Regions from separate parts of the Homo sapiens genome. Here region 1 is linked to region 2. The links are chromatin loops, found by intact Hi-C in ENCODE. Cell type or tissue: chondrocyte. All regions are shown on one strand. Each heading gives the region's core, and the rest is flanking DNA. Links, peaks and the distances in the headings are about the cores only.

Evidence for each region. Peaks named below come from ENCODE experiments on the same cell type or tissue, not always from the same donor. Only the 100,000 strongest peaks of a DNase experiment are listed, where the experiment ranks them.
Region 1: it touches region 2 in a loop (2.7-fold over the local background); 3 of 110 quality-filtered maps call a loop at or near these places.

Annotation. Positions count from the first base shown.
Region 1 is chr10:3,225,273-3,236,185 of GRCh38, forward strand. LINC02668 (long intergenic non-protein coding RNA 2668) reads right to left here. Exons shown (of 3, transcript NR_187504.1): 3 at 6,992-7,310. Among named protein-coding and RNA genes, the nearest start is that of LINC02668, 27 kb to the right of the region's middle. In chondrocyte, for the core only: a CTCF peak has its summit at 6,818; no DNase peak of the experiment used is centred there.
Region 2 is chr10:3,518,190-3,529,102 of GRCh38, forward strand. The region is part of intron 1 of LOC105376360 (a long non-coding RNA gene); the gene reads left to right. It overlaps LOC124902539 (a long non-coding RNA gene), which reads left to right and starts at 7,425. Exons shown (of 2, transcript XR_007062363.1): 1 at 7,425-10,140. RefSeq lists a silencer at 7,757-7,928. In chondrocyte, for the core only: a CTCF peak has its summit at 6,484; no DNase peak of the experiment used is centred there.

The DNA of each region.
Region 1 (10,913 bases), core at 5,604-8,103, 290 kb before region 2:
GATGGTTATAATGATGGTGAGGATGATGGTGTTGGTGATGGGTGGTACTTGGCTCCTTTTACAGAGCAGGACCCAGGAACAGAGAAGGTCAGGTGCCCATGAGCATATCAAAAAAGGTATATCCCAGAAGAAGGCTGAAGACTGGGTACATTGATTTCCTAAAGAAGACAGAGTCACTGCTTAGCTCTACGTGCTACTGTTCACAAGCATTCCTCTCCATAAAAATAGTTATGGTAACTTAAAATTGCTTTTCATTTTTTACATTGTATCATTAACTTTGTCGATCTTGTGCCCTGTTCTTCCACTGCAAAGCAGACTCCTTGGAAGATAAGATGGCCCCTTACTCTCTCTAACAACAGACTTCCAAGAGGAATTTCTCTATGATCTTGTTCCAGGAATGTGTTTCCCAAGAAGCAAGTCTGGATTCATCTTATGTACACTCCTGGCCTGTCTCTGGTATGTTTTCCTGGCTGGAGAATCTTTTGACAGCTCAGAGCCCAATCTGTGGCTCATCTCTAATGAATGTGCAGTATTTCTTATTTGCTTCTTGTTTTCCCTACCTTTCTTCGCGTTCTGATTTCATCATTCACTTCATTTTTTTTGACAGTGAGGTCGCTTTTATTATCATCCTCATATTACAAGTAAGAAGGAGCACCAGCATTTCAGTAGCTCTTCCTGTCAAAATGGCAGGAGCAGAATCTCAGCCTGCATTTGTCTGAAAATTATGAAGTAGATCTTTAAAAATATTATATTTCAAGTTTCAACACTAAATTACTATAAGGACACAAATAAGCTTTGGATATTTAATTTTTTTCTCACTTGAAAAGATGAATGTGTCTTCCTCTTTCATAGATGGCCTGTTATGATGAATTCAGCAGAATATAGCAAGTAACTCTAAGCCTCTAATTTTCTTTTGTATTTAACTATAAAAATATTTTAATTAATAAAATAAAAACACTCACGTATAATTTTACCACCCTAACACACTACTAACATTCTTACCTATTCTCTTCCAGATATTGTCCTTATGCCATTAAAATTGCATAAGCATATTCAAAATCAATAATTTATATTTTTGATTTTTACTGTTGAGTTTCTAAAGTCCATATATTGTTATAAGCCTCTTTAAACCCTTCTTGCAAAAGACAAAGAATAAGAGGATAAAGAATGTATGGAACCTGGCCAGGTGCGGTGGCTCACGCTTATAATCCCAGCACTTTGGGAGGCCAAGGCGGGCAGATCACCTGAGGTCAGGAGTTCTAGACCAGCCTGGCCAACATGGTGAAACTCCGTCTCTATTAAAAATACAAAAATTAGCCAGGTGTGGTGGCAGGGTGCCTGTAATCCCAGCTAATCTGGAGGCTGAGGCAGGAGAATTGCTTGAACCCAGGAGGCGGAGGTTGCAGTGAGCCAAGATCACAACATTGCACTCCAGCCTGGGTGACAGAGTGAGACATCGTCTCAAAAAAAAAAAACAAAAACAAAAAAAGAGTATGGGAAACTAACTTCAGTGCTGGAACATAAGACAAGGAAAAAGACGAGTCAGAAGTAGCACAGCCCCTGATCAAATGTGCTGTCCTCACATCCCTGTCATCTGGAAATGCCATTCCTTAACCTGGAAAACCTTCTTCTCCCAGATTCATATTTTGCCTCACCATTTACTTTGATCCCTGCAAAGGTAATGACATTGATTCCATGTTTCTAATTTTTCTAGAAATTCGGGGATCTGCTCAGCAGACCGGAACAACCCAGGAGGCATCTGGGCTCTGGAAGGAAATACAAGCCAGCCAGTTCCAGCAGCTTTTTCCCAAAGCCTGGAGCAGGCTCTGCTCTGTAGCTACTAGCATTTTTACGACAGTAACCTGAGGCCACTCATCTTAGGTCTGATTGATGAGTAGGTCAGAAATCATCCCAGCGTGGAACCCTCCTTGACTCACGCTGTCTGGGTGAACACACAGACCCATTCCACTGTTTCCTGGCCAGCTTGACTTCACTCTTCTTATTTTTCTTGGGCTAAGAAAAGACATTCTTTGCTGGATATAAATATCATGCATTTCAGAAAGTTCATATGTACAAATAACATGGATTCGGGATCATTACAGTTGTTAATTTTAGTAAAATAATTTTTTTCTTTGGCTTGCTTCTTGAATTCTTTAGTGATCTTGGACATACAAACACAGACTTCTTGTTCTAATTATCTCAGGTATGAGGCTTGGAAGTCGCAGTGTCCTGACTATTTCTGGAATTTAGACAGAATACAGCAGCCTGAACGTTCTTTCTGACAAGCCACAAGGAAACAGATGGGATATGTTGTTCCCTCCAGGGTGGGAGTCGCTGGCCCAGCCCCAGAGACAGATGTGCATTGAAAACACAAAAACTTTTTAGGTGGAAAATTTCAGACATATGTAAAAGTAGACAAATTCTATCACTGTGTTCGTATCACCCAGACTTCTGAACTACCAATTCGTGGCTGAAATTCTTTCATCCATGCTCGGCTTAGTCCTAACTCCTCTCTCCCCTGTGATTATTTAAAAGAAAATCCCAGGAAGATTTTTTTTTTGTGCCAAGGATGCATAAGAAGATCACCCAATACAATGATTTATATGGCTCATTTTGAGTTTTCCTATAGCACTGCCCTGGCTTTGCTGAAACCACAAGACCCATTGTGGCTGCATGACTCATCTTCCCCAGAGGCTGTCGTCTCAAGGTTTCTTGTGCTAGGGTTTTTGAAAGTAGCACATTGTTTCCAAAAAGCAAAATTCTGTCATTTGTCACCTACATTTAAGCATATCTATTGTGGCCAGGCGTGGTGGCTCACGCCTGTCATCCTAGCACCTTGGGAAGCTGGAGTAGGCAGATCACCTGAGGTCAGGAGTTCAAGATCAGCCTGGCCAACATGGAGAAACCCCACCTCTACTAAAAGTACAAAAATTAGCTGGGTGTGGTGGCACATGCCTGTAATCCCAGCTACTCAGGAGGCTTAGGCAGGGGAATCACTTGAATCAGGGAGGTGGAGGTTGCAGTGAGCTGAGATCGTACCACGGCACTCCAGCCTGGGTGACAGAGCAAGACTCTGTCTCAAAACAAAACAAAACAAACAAACAAAACGAATATCTGTCGTGAGAATTAAGGGGCCTATCTAGAGGCTCAGGGAATATTTGTCTCCCTAAGAAGTACTGACCTACGTAACTCTTTCAACAGCGAGCTTCATGCCTGCCTGTGTGTACGTATGGGTTTCTACACATCAGGCCGTGAATCCACATGTGTGTCATTCATGGACTAAAGCAGTGATTGAACACCTACTCTGTTCCAGGTACCGTGGTAGACAAGGCCAGGAGGGCCTCTGTTCCTGTGGGCTTCCGTTCTAGTGGCGAGCCACGTGCAGCGTGGTTGCTGGAGACGCGGGACGCTTTCCTGACTTGCATAAGAAATGGGCACGAGGTAGAAACACAGTGTTAAGAAGGCCTATGGGGATGAGGTCTTGTTGTCCTCCCACAGGTGTTCTGTCTGTTCAGAGTTCTGTCTCAGCCAGATGTGGGACCCCAACCAAAGTGTGCCCCCATCACGGGGGAGGCACCTGGGATAAGAGTAGGTTCACTTTTAAAGACATATTTGGTTAGAATTCAGGCCAGAGAAACAGGTGCCTCGTTGACAGGTGACCCAGGTCTGTGGTGTGCGAGCCATCTGCCTGGCAGGAGAGACAAACTTCAGCCAATGCTCTGGTGACTCTGCCTCCCCGCCCCTCCTTTCTGGGAATTGGGTTCGTCTCCAGGGTGTCTCACCTGCAGGAAGGGCCAGCCTGTGCTTTCCTGTCATTTGTCACCTGGCCTCTGCTGGAAGTATCTTCTCTATGGGGGTCCTCTCTGGCCAGGCCATTGGTCAACACCACTATCTTTTGTTCTTGTCAAAAGGCTTTTCCACATCTCTCTCTCGACTCCTTCCCAGTCTAGCCTCTATTTGGGGTATGGAGGAAATGACTCCACAGCTTCCCTCTCCACCTGGGCACGGAGAATATCTTGGGGACTGCGTCTGGACAGACCAGCCACCCATGTGGGTGCTTCTGTGCTGTGCAGGGCCTCCCCGGGGCCTTCCCTGGGATGGTAGCCTTGCTTTCTCTGTGCCTGGATTCCCACACCTGTCGGGGATCCCATCATTTTCTCTGGTCCTCAGGGGTGGGCAACGGGGCCGAAGTCCCTTCTCAGGAACCCAGCGGCATTGAGTGTCCTTTTCCCACTTAGGATACTCTTTCTCCGTTTCCTCCCATTTAGAGAAACACAGCTAGTCTGGAGGTGGGGGGGAGACTGGGTTTCTCAGATAAAAACATCCTTCCAAACCCACTGTCTCTGCCTGCACCTCAGCACATGGAACTCCGGGGCTGGGAATTTGTGCCATTGTGTCTCTCTGGGCTGTGGGCTGCATCATCTACTCCTGATGGGGTTGAGACACACACACGGGGTTGGGAGCAGGTGCATAAGATACAAAAAGGTGGGGAAAAATTGCTGATGTATCAGAACATTCCTCACAATTCTTCTCCGGACACCTACACTCAAAGTGTAGCGCTTGGGGAAAATTATAAAATAAGTAAAGGGGGTCTTTCTATTTCCCTAACAGGGCAAGGCTCTGTGCTAGGTTTTGTGGCAACTGAAAGATGAATCAGAGGCATTTCCAGCTCTCCAGAGTGTCACTGAGTGGAGACAGACTCGTGCATGGAATCACACCCAAGGCAGACAGTGTAAGTGATGTCATGGAAATACAACCATGCAGACAGATGCAGTTTCACCCTCATAGCTCTGCTATGAGGTAGGCAGACCCTGCCCTATATGAAGAAGATGAGGCATAGAGAAGATGAGTAATTCACCTGTGCCACAGCAAACAACGAAAGAAGGTGAGTGCCCACCCTAGGTCAGGGGCAGAGCCTCTCTGTGGGGATGGTTGGTTGGGGGTGGGGGTCACAAAGCCCACGTCTGATGGAGACGTGCTGTTGGGATGATGTTGAGAAAGGGTGGGAGTGCAGAGAAGCCCCAACATAGTAGGCACCTGCAAGGGGCATTATTTAAGATTCCAGGGTCAACTTGGTGACAGCCCCATTTGGATTTGCACCTGTGCTGCCTCTGAGCTCTGTCTTCTCCTCTGCAGATAGAGTAACCAGGGCACCTGTTGATTGGGGGCCTCACCAGCAGGAGCTCCTGGCAGCGGCTGCAGGGTGTAGCAGCACAGGACAGACGCTGGAGGTGCAGGCGCAGAGGTCCTGGGGTAGGTCCTGTGGATCACACAGCACTTACAGAATATTCCAAAAACAAAACAAGAGAGAAGGCTGGTGATACCATGTCAAGTTAGAAACAAGAGAGAAGGCTGGTGATACCATGTCAAGTTAGAAACAAGAGAGAAGGCTGGTGATAACATGTCAAGTTAGAAACAAGAGAGAAGGCTGGTGATACCATGTCAAGCTAGAAACAAGAGAGAAGGCTGGTGATAACATGTCAAGTTAGAAACAAGAGAGAAGGCTGGTGATACCATGTCAAGCTAGAAACGAGAGAAGGCTGGTGATACCATGTCAAGTTAGAAACAAGAGAGAAGGCTGGTGGTACCATGTCAAGTTAGAAACAAGAGAGAAGGCTGGTGATACCATGTCAAGTTAGAAACAAGAGAGAAGGCTGGTGGTACCATGTCAAGTTAGAAACAAGAGAGAAGGCTGGTGATGCCATGTCAAGTTAGAAAAAAAAATATAGCACAATAGGATCCAGGTTCTATTTGAAAAAAAAAGAAAAATCAAAAAACAACTTAGGAACAATATTAACAGTAACTTTTCTCTGGCTGATAAAACTCTTGAGTGCTGCTTCCTTCCTTATTCATTTTATATTTCCCCCATTTCATTCCATAGACACTGCAATGTTATAACCCAGGTGTGGAATGGTCATTGAGTTAAAAGACACAGCACATTTCCTGGCAGGTGCCTCCTGACCCCCTCCCTTGTGTCTTCACCTCCCTGAAAAGTGGATGTTTTTGTACAGGTTGTGCATATCGGCGGCTCTGTGGCCAATCCAGTACTATCCTATCACGTGCTGGGGACACGATGTGGTCAGACGTATCGTCGTTCTCATGGTCTCAAGTTCACATTGTCTCTCACACAGGTACTTGGATCTGCTATAGACGGCCACGGGCCTCCTGGATTTGGTATACAGGGGTCCAGACACCTTGGATTTGATATAGAGGGTTTTGGGCCTCCTGGATTTGGTAAAGAAGGATTCAGAGTGCCTGGATTTGGTATAGAAGGATTCAGGGCTCCTGAGTTTGGTATAGAGGAGGCATGGCTCCTGGATTTGGTATAGAGGGATTCAGGGCTCCTGGATTTGGTATAGAGGATTCAGGGCTCCTGGGTTTGGTATAGAGGGATTCAGGGTTCCTGGATTTGGTATAGAGGGATTCAGGGTTCCTGGATTTGGTATAGAGGGATTCAGGGCTCCTGGGTTTGGTATAGAGGGATTCAGGGCTCCTGGGTTTGATAGAGGATTCAGGGCTCCTGGATTTGGTATGCAGGGATTCAGGGCTCCTGGATTTGGTATAGAGGATTCAGGGCTCCTGGATTTTGTGTAGAGGGATTCAGGGCTCCTGGATTTCGTATAGAGGGATTCAGGGCTCCTGGATTTGGTGTAGAGGGATTCAGGGCTCCTGGGTTTGGTATAGAGGATGCAGCGCTCCTGGATTTGGTATCAAATTTCCTGGATTTGGTATCAAATTTCCTGTCTCTTAGACTCTCTTTTTCTTTTTCCATTCTTCCAGCTTGCCTGGCTGCCTCTTCCCTGTATCTTACTCCAACAGGGGTCAGTGCTGGCCATGGTTATGTGGAGAGTTTCAAAAGCAGACATTGTCTCACAGATGACCTCTCTTTCTTACCCTAGAAGGACTCCGTGTAACATGAGGCATTCCTTTTAACATGTGGCATTCCTTTTAACACATGTTGAGGTGGTCAAAGAATACTTTTTGAAATAACTCATTTAATACAATATTTTATTTGGCAGACGCATGTTGATATTTCTCCTAGGAAACAAAAATGTGGACATAGGTTATTATTTCTCACTGTGGTTTTTAGCAGGCATAAGAATTGGGCATCTCAGAATAGAATGGAATACAGGAGCTTGATGAAATTTTAGAGACGGTCTAGCTCAGATGCTCTGCAGGAGACGAAACTGAGACCCAGAGAGCTGGGGTCGCACGTCCAGTCCTCGTGGTGCCCACGGAGGCCCAGAGTGTGGGAATCCTCCTGCAGCAATTCCGGCTCGTGGTCTAGTGATGTTCCCATCTCCCAGCTCCTACGGGAGGAAGTAAAATGAGGTGTTCATGAATTTCCCTTTTCTCCTGTGAATATGCTCTCAGGCTACAAGATTCTCTTGGTTTTCTAAAGGTTATGTTGATAAGTGTCTCTTTTTCAACATTTTAATTTGCATGTATATATGTGTATATATATGAATCTTAATCCATGGCTAGGCTCCTAAAGACAGCAGTTTTCTGTCAACAATATTTAAATAAACTCAAGCAGCTTCTACTCTCCCTCTATATGACAGAAATGCATTAAAAATCTTTGTATTATGGCATTTTGCATTCATATATTCAGTAGCAATAACAATTTTCCTTCACAGACACAGAAGGTTTATGCTTTCTCTACCAAAATTTTCAGACTTTGCCGGGTAGGACTTCATAATCATAATGATAAAACAATCTCCCTGCTGTAGTCCATGGCACAAATCCTCCTGGAGACAGTTTGTGAGCCTTGAGGAGGGACTCTCATTCCAACAAATAGTGACAATTTTTGCTAAATAAAATATTGCCTTTATTTCATTGAGCTGGGAATGCCCTAAGCATGAGATGTTGCTGTCTTTCCTCATCAGGCACCTGGAGCCCCACTGATGGCTGTCTGTGTGCCTTTCTGTGGCCCAGTGACGACTGGCCCTTAGGGTTGGGGCCCAATGGTTTTCCTCCCATGGGCTCACCACAGTGTCAGGCAGCTGAGGACTTTGCTAACATGTCCTGTCCTCGTTCACAGAGTCCTTGGCTCCGTCATTGTGTCTGTCTAGGACGTGCATGGATGGCTTAGGAAGAGAAGGCAGACAATGGACAGAACCAGACAAGGGGCCAAGCACAGGGCTGGAAAGTCACTCAGACAGATGAGCCTGTACCTGGGTCTCCTGATGTGTGTGCTGGAGGGTCTGGGAACCGAGGCTGACATGCCTGGTGTCAGGTTAATTTCCTTCTGTGTTTAATATCCTACCCCAAAATACATCTTTCAAGACTTTATTATTATTATCATTCTAGGACTTTTGTTGATGGGACATCTCTGTATGATCTTATGTGGCTCATTAAGGGATTCCTATTTATGACTTTAGCCACAGGGCAGGGGTATCACCTTCCTTTTCATTCTCTGATTACTCACTCACCCACTGAGAACTGCTGTGATTACATCCGGTGCCCCATAGGAGGTCAGGGCCACAGTTAAGGGATGGGGGAAGTAAAGTCAGGGGAAGAGGAAAAAGACGGATCCGTAAGACATGGGACGTGGCATAGAATTGTTTAGGAAATCCCAGTCTTCCTGAAAACTTAGGTTGTTTTTAATGACACATTTATTGGAGACAAGCCGAGTGAACTGAAGGAACCTCTTTTCTTCTGCCTCCATTTTTTTTTTTTTTTTTTGAGATGGAGTCTTGCTCTGTCTCCAGGCTGGAGCACAGTGGTGCGATCTCGGCTCACTGCAACCACCAACTCCCTGGTTCAAGCGATTCTCCTGCCTCAGCCCCCAGAGTAGCTGGGATTACAGGCACCTGCCACCACGCCTGGCTAATTTCTGTATTTTTAGTAGAGACTAGGTTTCATCATGTTGGCCAGGCTGGTCTCAAACTCCTGACCTTGTGATCTACCTGCCTTGGCCTCCCAAAGTGCTGGGATTACAGCTGTGATCTTCCTCCAATTTTTGTGGCTACTGCACAAATATGGATTTAGATGACAAATATCATGTATTAAAAAATCATGAGACTTGGTCCTTCCAGGAGTTTAAAAAGATGCCGTTTTGAATAAGACTCGAAGGCACAGCTGGGGGTTGAGATGAGGTCACCATGCTGTTGCCAAAGTGATGTCTGAAGTTTTAAAACGGCACATCAGTGATGGAGCTGCCAGACTTAGCAAATAAAAATACAGGTTACCCAGTTAAATGTGAATCTCAGATAAATCACACATGATTTTTTTTGTGCTATAAGTATATCCCATGCAATATTTGGGATATACTTATACTAAAATATTATTTATTATTTATCTAAAATTCAATGTAACTGGGCTCTTGGCAATCCTACCGATGACTATTTTATATAAGCAGAAACACAAACCATGAAACGTGTTTAGAGTAACGTCTTACCCAGAGCCAGGTCGTCTGAGCCCCAGTCCCTAGGAGGTGCCTCTGCTCTGTCGCTCTTCACCGGCAGGTCACCCCTGGACCCGTTGGCTTTGCTGGCTTAGGGGTGGGGTGTGTGTGGGTCAGGAGGCAGGAGGCTGGAGTATGAAAAGGAGGAAGCCGAAGGTATTAAGCGGAAGGGAAAGGAGAACAGGACCGGGATCTTTTGCATCCCGTCTGGATGATCACGCTTGGGGGATTGATTCATGGATGGATTGATTCATAGGATCGTTTATGTATTCAGGGGTGGTTGAGGACCAGGTTCTGTGCCGACCGTCGAGTGGTGGAAGCCGATGTTGCATAGGGAGTTACAACCCAGTGTGGGCGTCTCCTGGAGGAGGTTCAGGGGCCACTGAGCATGTTGCAGTGGTGTCACGCATGCCAGCTGGGGACCTGGCACCGAGTGGAGAACTGGTGGATGATGAGGACAGTGAGGGGCAGAGGGTGCCGCGGCTCTCCTAAAACATCCACGTGAATGCAAAGAAAATCACGCCAAGTTGGTCGGGCACGGTGGCTCACGCCCGTAATCCCAGCACTTTGGGAGGCCGAGGCAGGTGGATCACAAGGTCAGGAGTTCGAGACCATCCTGGCTAACACAGTGAAACCCCATCTCTATTAAAAATACAAAAAAATTAGCCGGACGTGGTGGCGGGCACCTGTAGTCCCAGCTACTTGGGAGGCTGAGACAGGAGAATGTCGTGAACCTGGGAGGTGGGGGTTGCAGTGAGCCAAGACCACGCCATTGCACTCCAGCCTGGGCGACAGAGTGAAAAAAAAAAAAAGAAAAAAAATCACGCCAAGTTAATATCGAGATTAGACACAATGGCCCGGTGCCGTGCTGAGCCATATTGGAGACATAGGATAAAAAAAAAATCCAGTATCAGCAATTCTGTCTTTAAAATTGTGATATTTTGTCTGTCATGGGTTTTTGTACTAACTTTGGTTTTTAAAAACATATTGCATTAAAATGTAGTTGGCCTTTACCTTCATGACTGAGATTTTGTGGCCAGGGAGGCGGCTTGCTGGCCTCCCCACACTCGAGCTCCTGTGTGAATAGAGTCTGTGGGTTGTCTTTGGGGTTCGCCTGACTCCCCAGACACTCTCCTGCTTCTCCATCTCTCAATGGTGGCAGCAGCAGGCTCTGAGGTAGATGCAGACGCCAGAGGTTTTATTTGCACAGGGCCAGGGACACGGCAGATAGGAAGTGAGCAGAAGTCTCGTGGCCTCTTTATATATGATATTTATCATCTAAATCCATATCTGCACGGTAGCAACAAAAATTTGGGGAAGGGGAAAAGAAGTTTCTTCAGTTAATTTGACTTGTCCCTAAGAAGGGAGTCATCAAAAGACAATATATATTTTCAGGAAGATGGCAGTTTCCTAAACAATCCCGTGCCACGTCCTGTGTCTAATGGATCCGTCTTTTTCCTCTTTCCCTGACTTCACCTCCCCGTCCCTTCACTGTGGGCCCCACGTC
Region 2 (10,913 bases), core at 5,072-7,571:
ACAACCTGGGCCGCCTCTGGACTGCTATGGGAGGGGGCGTAGACTGCTCTCTCCTGTGAGCCTCTGTGTCCACTTAGCCAGGGCTCCTCCTAACACGGTGGTTGTCTCCATGAAATTCCTTTGATATGAGATCAGAGATAGCCAAGTTCCTAGATTTGACCCATTAGAGAAAGTTGTATCACTTGGCTTGTAATCTATGAGAAGTCTTTCTGATTTAAGTTTGTATGACTACCTTCTAATTTCATATATTTGTGAAGAAAGCCGGGGAGTCTCTTGGTGTTAAATCTTTTGTGGTACATTTCAAAGGATCATGACTGAGGCGTTGAGTAACATATTCAAAATACAAAAAAAGTAGGCATTTTTATAAATGAATGTCTTTTGCCTTAAAAACAAATCCCTGTCCCATCTTTTTTTAAAGATGAGGTTACCTTTGTTGACATTTCATCCGCTTTAATTCCCAACAAAGTTGCTGAAGGTAAAGGATAATTATTTTTATTTTTTACATGAGAGAATAGGAGCCTTCCAACATATTTTTTCTAGTAGAAAGAGAAAATTGGCACTGAATAAACAAGAAGAAATGATATTAGTGGCAGAAATTAAAAACTAAACTCAGTGTTTACAGTGGCATGGTGAGATGGTGATGAGAGCCTGGGTTGGAGATGTTCAAGGTGTCCCAGGCAAGTGAATGCCCAGCCCGTGACTCGCAGGAGGATGGCTTATTGTACTGGATGCTTGCCTTGGATATTGACCTAGCAAGAGGCAGCAGGGCTCACTGTTAGGAAAACAGAAAATAGAAATGAAAAATATCCTGTATTCCTGCATTACTCACGTGATTTTAACCTGGCTGGTGTCTTCAGGAACCTTTAGATTTGAGCTCATTTAGGGAATAATCTCTGATTCGGTCTCTTAAGCTTCCTTTCTTGAGTTTATCTGCTCTCATTCTGTTTGAAATCATTGTTCTAAATTATCTTGTGCATTTTCCTCTTCCTGTCTTCGATTAAATGCTTGCATCCTGGAGCTTAACCCCTTCATCGTTACCGTATTTCACCCTTCATCGTTACCGTGTTTCACCCTTCATCGTTACCGTATTTCACCCTTCATCGTTACCGTGTTTCACCCTTCATCATTACCATATTTCGCTACTTCCGAGAGGCATCATTCCGTTGGCTTTTTCATTATTTCTCTTTGTTCACCACAATGTAACTACTTTAAACACAAGTGATGGTGATCGTTCTCAAACCATTTGGAATTTCCTTATAAAGGAAAATGTCGTGAAAATAATGTATTTTTTTATTACTAAAACAAACATATATGTCATGTATTGTCTTTCCCATTTCTAACAATCTTACAATTCTATTGCGAGAAGATGTCAAGTTTTTCCGGTGTGATTTGTCCCATCCATGTCCATAAATATCAGGGGCTGCCCCCATAGCAGTTTCCATGTTTCCCAGCCATGCCCAGTGAAAGGCTGAGGGTGACATTCCAGGCTGGGCACAGAGTAAAGGGGTTTAATTTAAATCATCCCCAGCAATATTGTATCTGCAGAGCAGAACATCCCCAGCAATATTGCATCTACAGAGCAGAACAGCAACACGTCTTCCAGGGCCTGTTCTAGGCTTTTCTTCTTGAGATACCTGCTCTTGTCTCCCGGGCAGCATGAGTTTTCTTTTTTCTTTTTCTTTTTTTGAGATGGAGTTTCACTCTTGTTGCCTAGGCTGGACTGCAATGGTGTGGTCTCAGGTCACTGCAGCCTCCACCTCCAGGGTTCAAGCTATTCTGCCTCAGCCTCCCAAGTAGTTGGGATTACAGGCACGCACCACCACGCCCAGCCAATTTTTGTATTTTTTAGTAGAGACAGCGTTTCACCATGTTGGCTAGGCTAGTCTCGAACTCCAGACCTCAGGTGGTCCACCCCCCTCAGTCTCCCAAAGTGCTGGGATTACAGGCATGAGCTACCGTGCCCAGCCCAAGTTTTCTTTAAGGACATTAATAGATGACTCTCAGCCTGTCTCTTTTGCATTTTAAGTTGATATAATTACTGCACGAGTTCTGTTAGTGACCTTCTCATGGCTCACTTCGACTATATCTGGAACTCAGGAGAGCCTGCCTTCATGTATTTGTATTAATTCACTTGCTAACTGTGTAATTTTGAGAAGGTTCTCCCATTTCTACAATGGAGAAGATGCTACCTTCCTAAAAGAAGTGAATTAGATAATGCATATGAAATTTCCTCACCCACGTGACATGCTCACAAATATTATTCTACCTTCTTTGGGATGGTGTGAGTTTGCTATTGGTAGTTTTGGTGGAAGATCCACTGTGGCAAAATGGCGAGAGAGCCTGAGCTTTGGTGCTAGATATCTAGCCCTACTAGAGTGCTCCTCTTCCATGTTTTCCAGCATAAGACTTATTTGCAGAAAGCTGTATGTGGAATGTTGTCATTTCGCCTGACTCTCAGTAAAAGTAGCCATAACTTGCAGCTACTGATATCTAAGTCATCAAATGGTGCTTTTCTTTATGAGAGATATTCAGAGCTAGAACTCTCTAGTGTGTTTTATAATCATCATTCTTGAGAAATTCCCAGGTGAAATGGCTGAAAACCAGATGCGAGTCATAGAAAAATTACCACAGTGACGCCAAACTCAAGGCCTCTTCCGTGGAATGCCTCGCCTTGGGCAGTCTACATCTTCCACTCACCCTCCTTTCAGTCTTCTGCGTCTGCCATGTTACTATCCACTAGACTAATGCTTGATTATCCTTAGCATCGAGGTAGGTGCCCCGTGGTGAATAAGGCCATGCCTCCCCATCTCACGGCCTCTTTTGAAACACAGGGCAGCACACGAAAACACAATGCACGTAAGGACACACAATCAATGTCAGCCTCGCAAATGATTAATTGTTGTACTGAATGCCAAAGAACCAATACAGCACTCTGATGCTATGAAAGAAATGAACTGTTGTGCTGTTAGCAGACAGAGGGCTCTCTAAAATATCCAGGAGCTGACCCAGTAAGGACGCAGGACCACGTAGACAGCACATCACACCACTCCAGAGGTGCTTTTGGATGGATGAGAAATAAAAAATAATCAATGCTGAATTCACTAAAAACAATGCAAGAAATATTACTGAAGTAATAATTGATTGATAAGTAGAACAAAAGAAGAAATACATGCCATGATTAATTTCTAATATTTTGGTTGAATCAGATACTTCCATTAAGCTAGGGAAAGTTTGTTTATTAAAGGGTCTTTGTGAGTCTGAGAGACTCTGCAAAGTTCAACTCTAGAGTTGGAGGCCTGAGATTTTGTAACTGACTCATCCAACCCATTAGAAAACCCAAGGCCACACAAACAGCAAAGGACAGGGGCTGGATACTAATAAGAATCACAGAACACCGAGGGCATTAAGGAAGAGGAGTAACAGTAAGTGAAACCCATCCAGCACTTATGGGCTCCATAAACTTGAGAAAACAAGGTAAACTCTGGGTCAACTGAAAAATGGGTTGAGCCAAGTGATTGCAAAGTTTCCTTTCTGCTTGAAAAGTTGACTTCAAGCAGGAGACAAAATTAAAAATGGAGTCTATATTAGACTGTATAAGATGGTGAAGTGATGGGTAAAAAAAGCATTTAAAGCAATTCAAAATGGGCTTCCTTTTAATAATTCAATTAGGTTCACCCAACAATGTTACCGTTTTAAAAATGATTTATTCCTTCACTTTCTTATGAAATATGTCTCTGGAAGAAAACAGATACTCTCTTACTCTGTTAGGCATCTGGAGCTATTCTGGGCGTACCATTTATCTATAAAATTTTATAAATAAAGAGAATATGTTACCCTTGATGCCATTAATCTTCTAAATAAATTGGACTTTATTGTGTGTGATTTTCCTGGTGACTGAGCTGTTTATTTTTCTTTGGTGTTTGTATTAGACATTTCGGATGCCTACATGATAAGGTGTCCTATGAATAGTGCTTTATTGCAGAAGACCCATTTCTTCAAGCATAAAACTTCTGGACATTGTACTTACATAGTGGCAAGTGTAGAGATTGATCAGCATTGAAGCGTCTTTTCTGTGAAATATTGTATCATGGAGATAATACTGTGCTGTGGAAATCCCACTCCAGAGTGGCAGGGAAATGAATGAAAAGAAAGAGGGCGCTGCCCTGTTACCTGCAAATAGCAATTTGTCATGCATGCATCCATTGACTGCGGAGCTTTAGTCTTCAGAGGCACTTTCCCTCTTTTGTATGATATATTTGGAATCAACGAAGATTGGGACAAACCCTATCAAATAGTAGAAGTATTTTTGTGTGGGTTATGAAAACATGGCTGATAATCCGCCCATCTCTCTCCTTTAAAGAATCCTACCGTCTGCACGGAGATTCACCGGGGGAGACAGACGATCACTCAGTGCCACCCTCCGAGTCCCGTCCTTCCATGCCCACCTACACGCCAAACGCTGGGGTGGAGAGACACAGTCAGCCCATGGCTGCCTGTTCCTCATACCCTGCCAGCTACCACAGCTGGCTGACTTGTTTTTAAATTTAAGGAAGCGCTCTGACTTCTGCATTGAGAATGGACTGATCAGCTACGGGGTAGAAGCAGAAAAACTAACTAGAAGACCACTGCAGTAACTCTGGCGGCAACGGGAAGGCGCGCTGGGATCTGGGTATGTGTGGGATTTGCTCATGCCTCAGATGGAGGTGTCGGAGACAGAGTCACCATCGACTCCATATCTCTGTCCTGAGTATCTGCAAGGATGGACTTGCCATTGGTACAAGTGGGGACGGCTGGAAGGTGTGCAGTGTGGCAGCGAACGGTCATTAGCTTGGGATTCTGAGATGCAAGTGGACCACCTGGGACTGTGAAATCAGTGGTCTGATGTGTGACCTGGAATGTAGGAGAGAGGTCTAAAAGAGAAATGTAAGTTTGACAGACGATTTTAAGCCATGAGATTGGATCCCATCACCCAGGGAGGGGCCTTTGTGACAAATGAGAAGAGGGCCCCAGGTCCTGAGCCTGCCACTCTAAAGGCACCTGCATTCTCTCCTGCTTATCACAACTTGAAGTTGAATGCAGTGAGGATCACTGGCCAACTCTTTGGTATACGTCCATTTAAATGACCTCTCAAGATTGTAGGTAACACTAGCCAATCCCCAAATTTCCCAGGAATTTTTTGTGACTTACTGATGAGACCACCTGGGGGCTGGGGTGAGGTAGCGTGATCTCGGTGGGGTATGGGCACGGTGTAGAAGTGAATCTCATAGATTTGATGCTTATTCACACGACTGAGTCCTCTGTGCCATAAAGTGGCTCTACCCTATAGGATGAGAAACCAAAACCACCAGTCACATAAAACTATGTTGGTCTCACTATTGAGGTAGATCAGGAAACCAAGCATGGTCAATTTTGTTGTGCTGGTGGTCGGAAGTGATTTTTTTTCCCTGAATCTATTTTCGGAAACAAAATCGAAATACATGTAGAGCTATCTGAACTTTCAAAAGCCTGAGTTATGCCAGGATTTCTAACACTGTGCTCAGTACATGGTTGGAGAACCCAGGAACTTGCAGATGGGTGGCCAGCTCTTATTCCGCATTTGATCAGAGCTCAGATGTGACCTGCAGCTCCGAATCCCACTTGGAAATAGGAATCTGGTCTGGATGGGTCACGTCCGTGAACACACTGTATGTTGGCAGTTTCGCATTCCCTGTTTTGTAGCTCTCATGATGAAGCACGTTCTATGAATCTTCAGACATTCCTTACCAAGTCCAAAGAATCAAAGCCTTTATTTACATCTCAGATAACTAATTAGATCTAAAGTACAGTGATATGCTCATATCTTAGTTGTGTAAAAATAAATAAATAAATAAAGTGTGGTAAATGATTACAATGGAATGGGAAACAAGTAAGGAAAAAATAGTCCAAAGGCTGGATGCGATGGCTCATGCCTGTAATCTCAGCACTTTGGGAGGCCTAGGTGGGTGGATTACTGGATTACGTGAGGTCAGGAATTCGAGACAGACCTGGCCAACATGGTGAAACCCCATCTCTAGTAAAAATGCAAAGAATTAGCTGGACGTGGTGGCGCGCACATACAATCCCAGCTACTCAGGAGGCTGAGGTATGAGAATTGCTTGAACTTGGGAGGCAGAGGTTACAGTCAGTGAGCCAAGATTGTGCCACTGCACTCCAGCCTGGGTGACAGAGCAAAATGCCATCTTAAAAAAAAAAGTTCAAAATACCAAAGGCAAGTCATTTGACCTAGAGATGGCTTTAGAATACATCTCCAATGTAATTTGTTGGCACATTCATTTGTACAGGATCTCTTTTTTTATGTACCTTAAAAGAACTACCTCTGTAAAGGTCAATTTGCAGAGAGTGAAACGTTGATAAGAGAAATCTTTAACTTCCTTGTTACTTTCTGGCTTTATAAGTTGCTGTTGAATCAGAGTGAAATGAGTGTTTCCCTGGCTGGCCACATGGAGAAGACAGAAACTGGATCCCTATTTCTCAAAATAGACAAAAAGCAACTCAAGATGGATTAAAGGCTTAAATCAAAGATCTGAAACCATAAAACCTAAGAGGAAAACCTAAGAAAAACTATTCAAGACATTGGCCTAGGCAAAGAATTTATGACAAAGACCACAAAAGCAAATGCAACAAAACCCAAAATAAATAAATGGGACCAATTAAACTAAAAAGCTTCTGCACAGCAAAATAAATAATCAGCAGAGTAAACAGACAACCCACAGAATAGGAGAAAATATTTGCAAACTATTCATTCAACAAAAAACTTGTATCCAGCGTCTACAAGTAACTCAAACAAATCAACAAAAAGAAAACAAATAATTTTGTCAAAAAGTGGGCAGAGGACATGAATAGACATTTCTCAAAAGCAGTTATGCAAACAGCTAACAAACATATGAAAAAAAATGCTCAACATTACTAATCATCAGGGAAATGCAAATTAAAACCAAAATGAGATACCACCTTACCCCAATGAGAATGGCCATAATTAAAAAGACAAAAAACAATAGATGTTGGCGCAGATGTGGTGAAAAGGGAACACGTATACACTTCTGGTGGGAATGTAAGTTAGCACAACCCCCATGAAAAATAGTATGGAGATTCCTTAAAGAGCTAAAAGTAGATCTACCATTTCATCCAGCAATCTACTGCTGGGTGTCTACCCAAAGGAAATCCTTATGTCAAAAAGAGAACTGCACATGTATGTTTATCACAGCAAAATTCACCATTGCAAAGGCGTGGAACCAACCTAAGTGCCCATCAACCAATGGGTGGATAAGGAAATGTGATATATGTACATGATGGAATACCACTCAGCCATAGAAAGAAATAATGTGTTTTGCAGCAACTTGGGTGGAACTGGAAGCCGTTATTCCAAGTGAAGTAACTCAGTAATGGAAAACCACACATCGTATGTTCTCACTTTTAAGTAGAAGCTGAGCCATGGGTATGCAAGGGCTTCTGAGTGGTATAATGGACACTGGAGACTCAGAAGTGGGGAAGGTGGCTGGGGGTGAGGGATAAAAAACTACAAAATGGGCACAATTGACACTGTTCGCGTAATGGGTGCACTAAAATCCCAGACTTCATTATACGGTTCATCCACGTAACCAAAAACCACTTCCACATCTAAAGCGATTGGAATAGAGAAAAGAAATAAGGGCTTCCTTTTTAAAGGAGAGAAAGGTGGATTCTGTGCATGGCTGTGCCTCGGTTTCGTCCTGCATGCACACTAGCAGCAGTGGCTGGCCTCAGGAGAACATGGATGGTGACTCATCACATGGAGTGACTTACGGTCCGGGAAGAGTACATCTGCAACTGAGATGGTGAGTCATAAACAACGGAGAGCCAGTGAAGCTCTGCGAGAGAGGAAAGCCAGGGAAACCTGTGGGAGCAGAGAGCCAGGGTGGACAGATGAGTTCCCAGAAGGGTAGAGCTGGGGGTCATCTGACTTATCTTCCTCAGAAGGGTGATACTTTTTTAAATCTGTCCCATGGAAAATTGTACGAGTATGAGTGGAAAGCTGCAAGGTGACCGGATAGCACAGGGCTCAGGGAGCCACAGCCCAGCTTCAACCAAGAATGCATGATTCTTGTATGTGGCGAGGGCTTCCCCCACCCTCCGCAGCACCCTGGTTCCTTCACTTCATCTAGTGAGAAACAAGAGCAGCCCTGTTGCAAGGAATGTGCCTGGGGGCCCATCAGTGCTCTGGGCTGCCTGACATGAGGCCCTTGGGTCTCTGTGCCTCAGTGTCCTCGAGTTCCAGTTGAGATGGGTGCCCATGGCTATGGATTGTTGATATCCTTCTGGCTCTGAAATTTGGATAGTTTCTTCTCCAAAGAACTAAGTGTTACTGGAGGCTCTTGAAAGAAATCTGCAGCGGCCTGGGATGTTACACATCCAGCCCCAGATTACCCCAAGGATGGGCTTGAACCTCACCCCATATCCAGCGTGAAATGACCTGCAGGCGTGTCTCGGGGTCTGGATATCAAGGCATCCAGTGACTATGGAGCAGGAACGAGGCCTTCAAGTCCTGATGGCGAATGGCCACTTCTGCACATCCCCTAAAAACCTTATCTTCTAAAGACCTTCAACACATTAAAAATTCTGTGAACTTTACTATTTCTAAAAATATCCTACCAGCTCCACCACTAAATATAACGTCTCTTCCAACGATGAGTCAAATGCATTTTGCATCAATGGCTCTGCATACTTGAGAAACGGAGTTGTTTGTGGTGAAGATATTTTTCCATGGTGCTGCTCCAACAGAGGTCATTTCTAAGAAATTTCTAATTTCCCTGGAGAAAAATGAATGCTTCAAAGTCAAAGAAGAAGGATTTTTTACTCCAGAGCAACTTCTAAATCTTTTTCAAAACTGGCTTTTTGCTTTTGAGATCAAACTTTGCTCTGTCCAGTTTCAAATATCTTCCTTTTTTTCTGTCTCTACTCCAGCTTTTTTAACTGATGCAAACTTTGAGTATCAGGGTAAACCACTAACCTCATACTTATCCTTTTAAAACACTTCTTAGTCCTGTTATTTCCATTTCTTCATATCCAACCAATGACAGTATATGTTTTCTCAAAATAAGTCTGTCCTCAAACCCACAAACACATACCTAAATTTATTATCATTATTACTGATTTCCTACTTGCACTGCTAAATGTTTCTTGGTGCCTGTGAGGGCTGTGGTGCAGACGCTCCCCTCCCTGGGAGGACAGTAGCCTGTTAAATGTTAGATGTGAGACTTCTCTCATCTGTATCCAGTATGTCAGGATGAAATAACTTTGGGGTTACAATATTTGGGGAATCTAAAGATAGTTATTACTGCTGTTTAGATCAAAATTTGAAATGCCATGGAAAGTACTAATGAGTCCTAGTACAAGGAGAAATGAAATAAAGTTATTTAATTTTCAAATGATTATTTAATAATTTAGTTCCCAGCTGGTCGACTAACCAGGACCAATGGGACCTCAAACCCATTTTACAGGCAGCTGGGGGCATTAATTATAAATGAAAAAAAAAGAAAAAAAATGAGTGTATGAGTGTATTACCCTTTCTCCCACCATTTTTGCAATAAGATAGTGTCTAGAAGGGGGCTACAAGTGAATGCAACATAAACTAAAGTGACTTTTCCTTTAAAAACTCAGTGGTTCTTCCAGGGCTGTTGGTTTATTCCTCTCTCACCATGATTTTAATGCTAACTTCATCCTCCATTCCATACACCCCAAGTTAACTAAAGGGAAAAACGGTCCACAAAACAAACAGATTCTAGGAAAATCTGTGTGACAGCATCTGTGCGTGTGAGCAGCCCTGGGGTGTGTCCACTCCTCTGGGATCCCATATGGTTTTCCCTTTTAGAATTGTTGAGATAAGGATCTGGCTTTACTGGGGTTTCGTGTTCCCGTCTTTAGAAAGAAGTCAGATCCTACTCTTTCCAATATTCTGTGCTCTTTTGAGTCCAAGTGCAATCACACATTTAAAGCTGTTTTTCTTTCGCTTCTCCACTTGAAAATATGTGTCCCTGAATCACTCTGTGGTCTTTTTCTTTCTTGTTCCTTAGGTGTGCTGACTTTCTGAATTTGCAAGTGTATCATCAGGACAGGCAGAAACATGTATGTTTTCCTTAATTTATTTTTATTCTTAATTTTTGCATACAACATTTCTTTTCTTCTGACTACAAATGATTTCTTCACTACATCTTGTGACCTGGCTGGTATATGGGATTAGGATATTCTATTTATAGGCAGCTGAAGCGAAAGATTGGGATGATGACATGGGTGGGGTGGAGATTTCTCCAGAAAGAGAGCCAGATTTAGGCAGAACATTTAGGCAGAACACAAGCCGTGAATGCCAGTGACTGGCATCACTGATCATTTATACAATGGTTATAGAACTCAAGTGACAGAAGTCTTAGATCGTGAACTTTTTTTTTTTTTTGAGATGGAATCTCACTCTGTTGCCCAGGCTAGAGTGCAGTGGGGCTATCTCGGCTCACTGCAACCGCCGCCTCCTGGGTTCAAGTGATTCCCCTGCCTCAGGCTCCCAAGTAGCTGGGATTACAGGTGCCTGCCACCACGCCCGGCTAATTTTTGTATTTTTAGTAGAGATAGGGTTTCACCATATTGGCCAGGCTGGTCTCCAACTCCTGACCTCGTGATCCGCCCACCTCGGCCTCCCAAAGTGTTGGGATTACAGGCATGAGCCACTGCGCCCGGCCGATAGTGACAATTTCTAAGCAGTGCCCTAGGACAAATGATCATATCACACTTTATCATTGTGATAAAATTCTATCCTCATGCTGATGAGACTGTTGGGGACATTCCCTCCCGGGTAACTCCCAGGTGAGCTCAGAGGCTGTAGCAGCGTCCAGTGGGAGTGGGCCAGC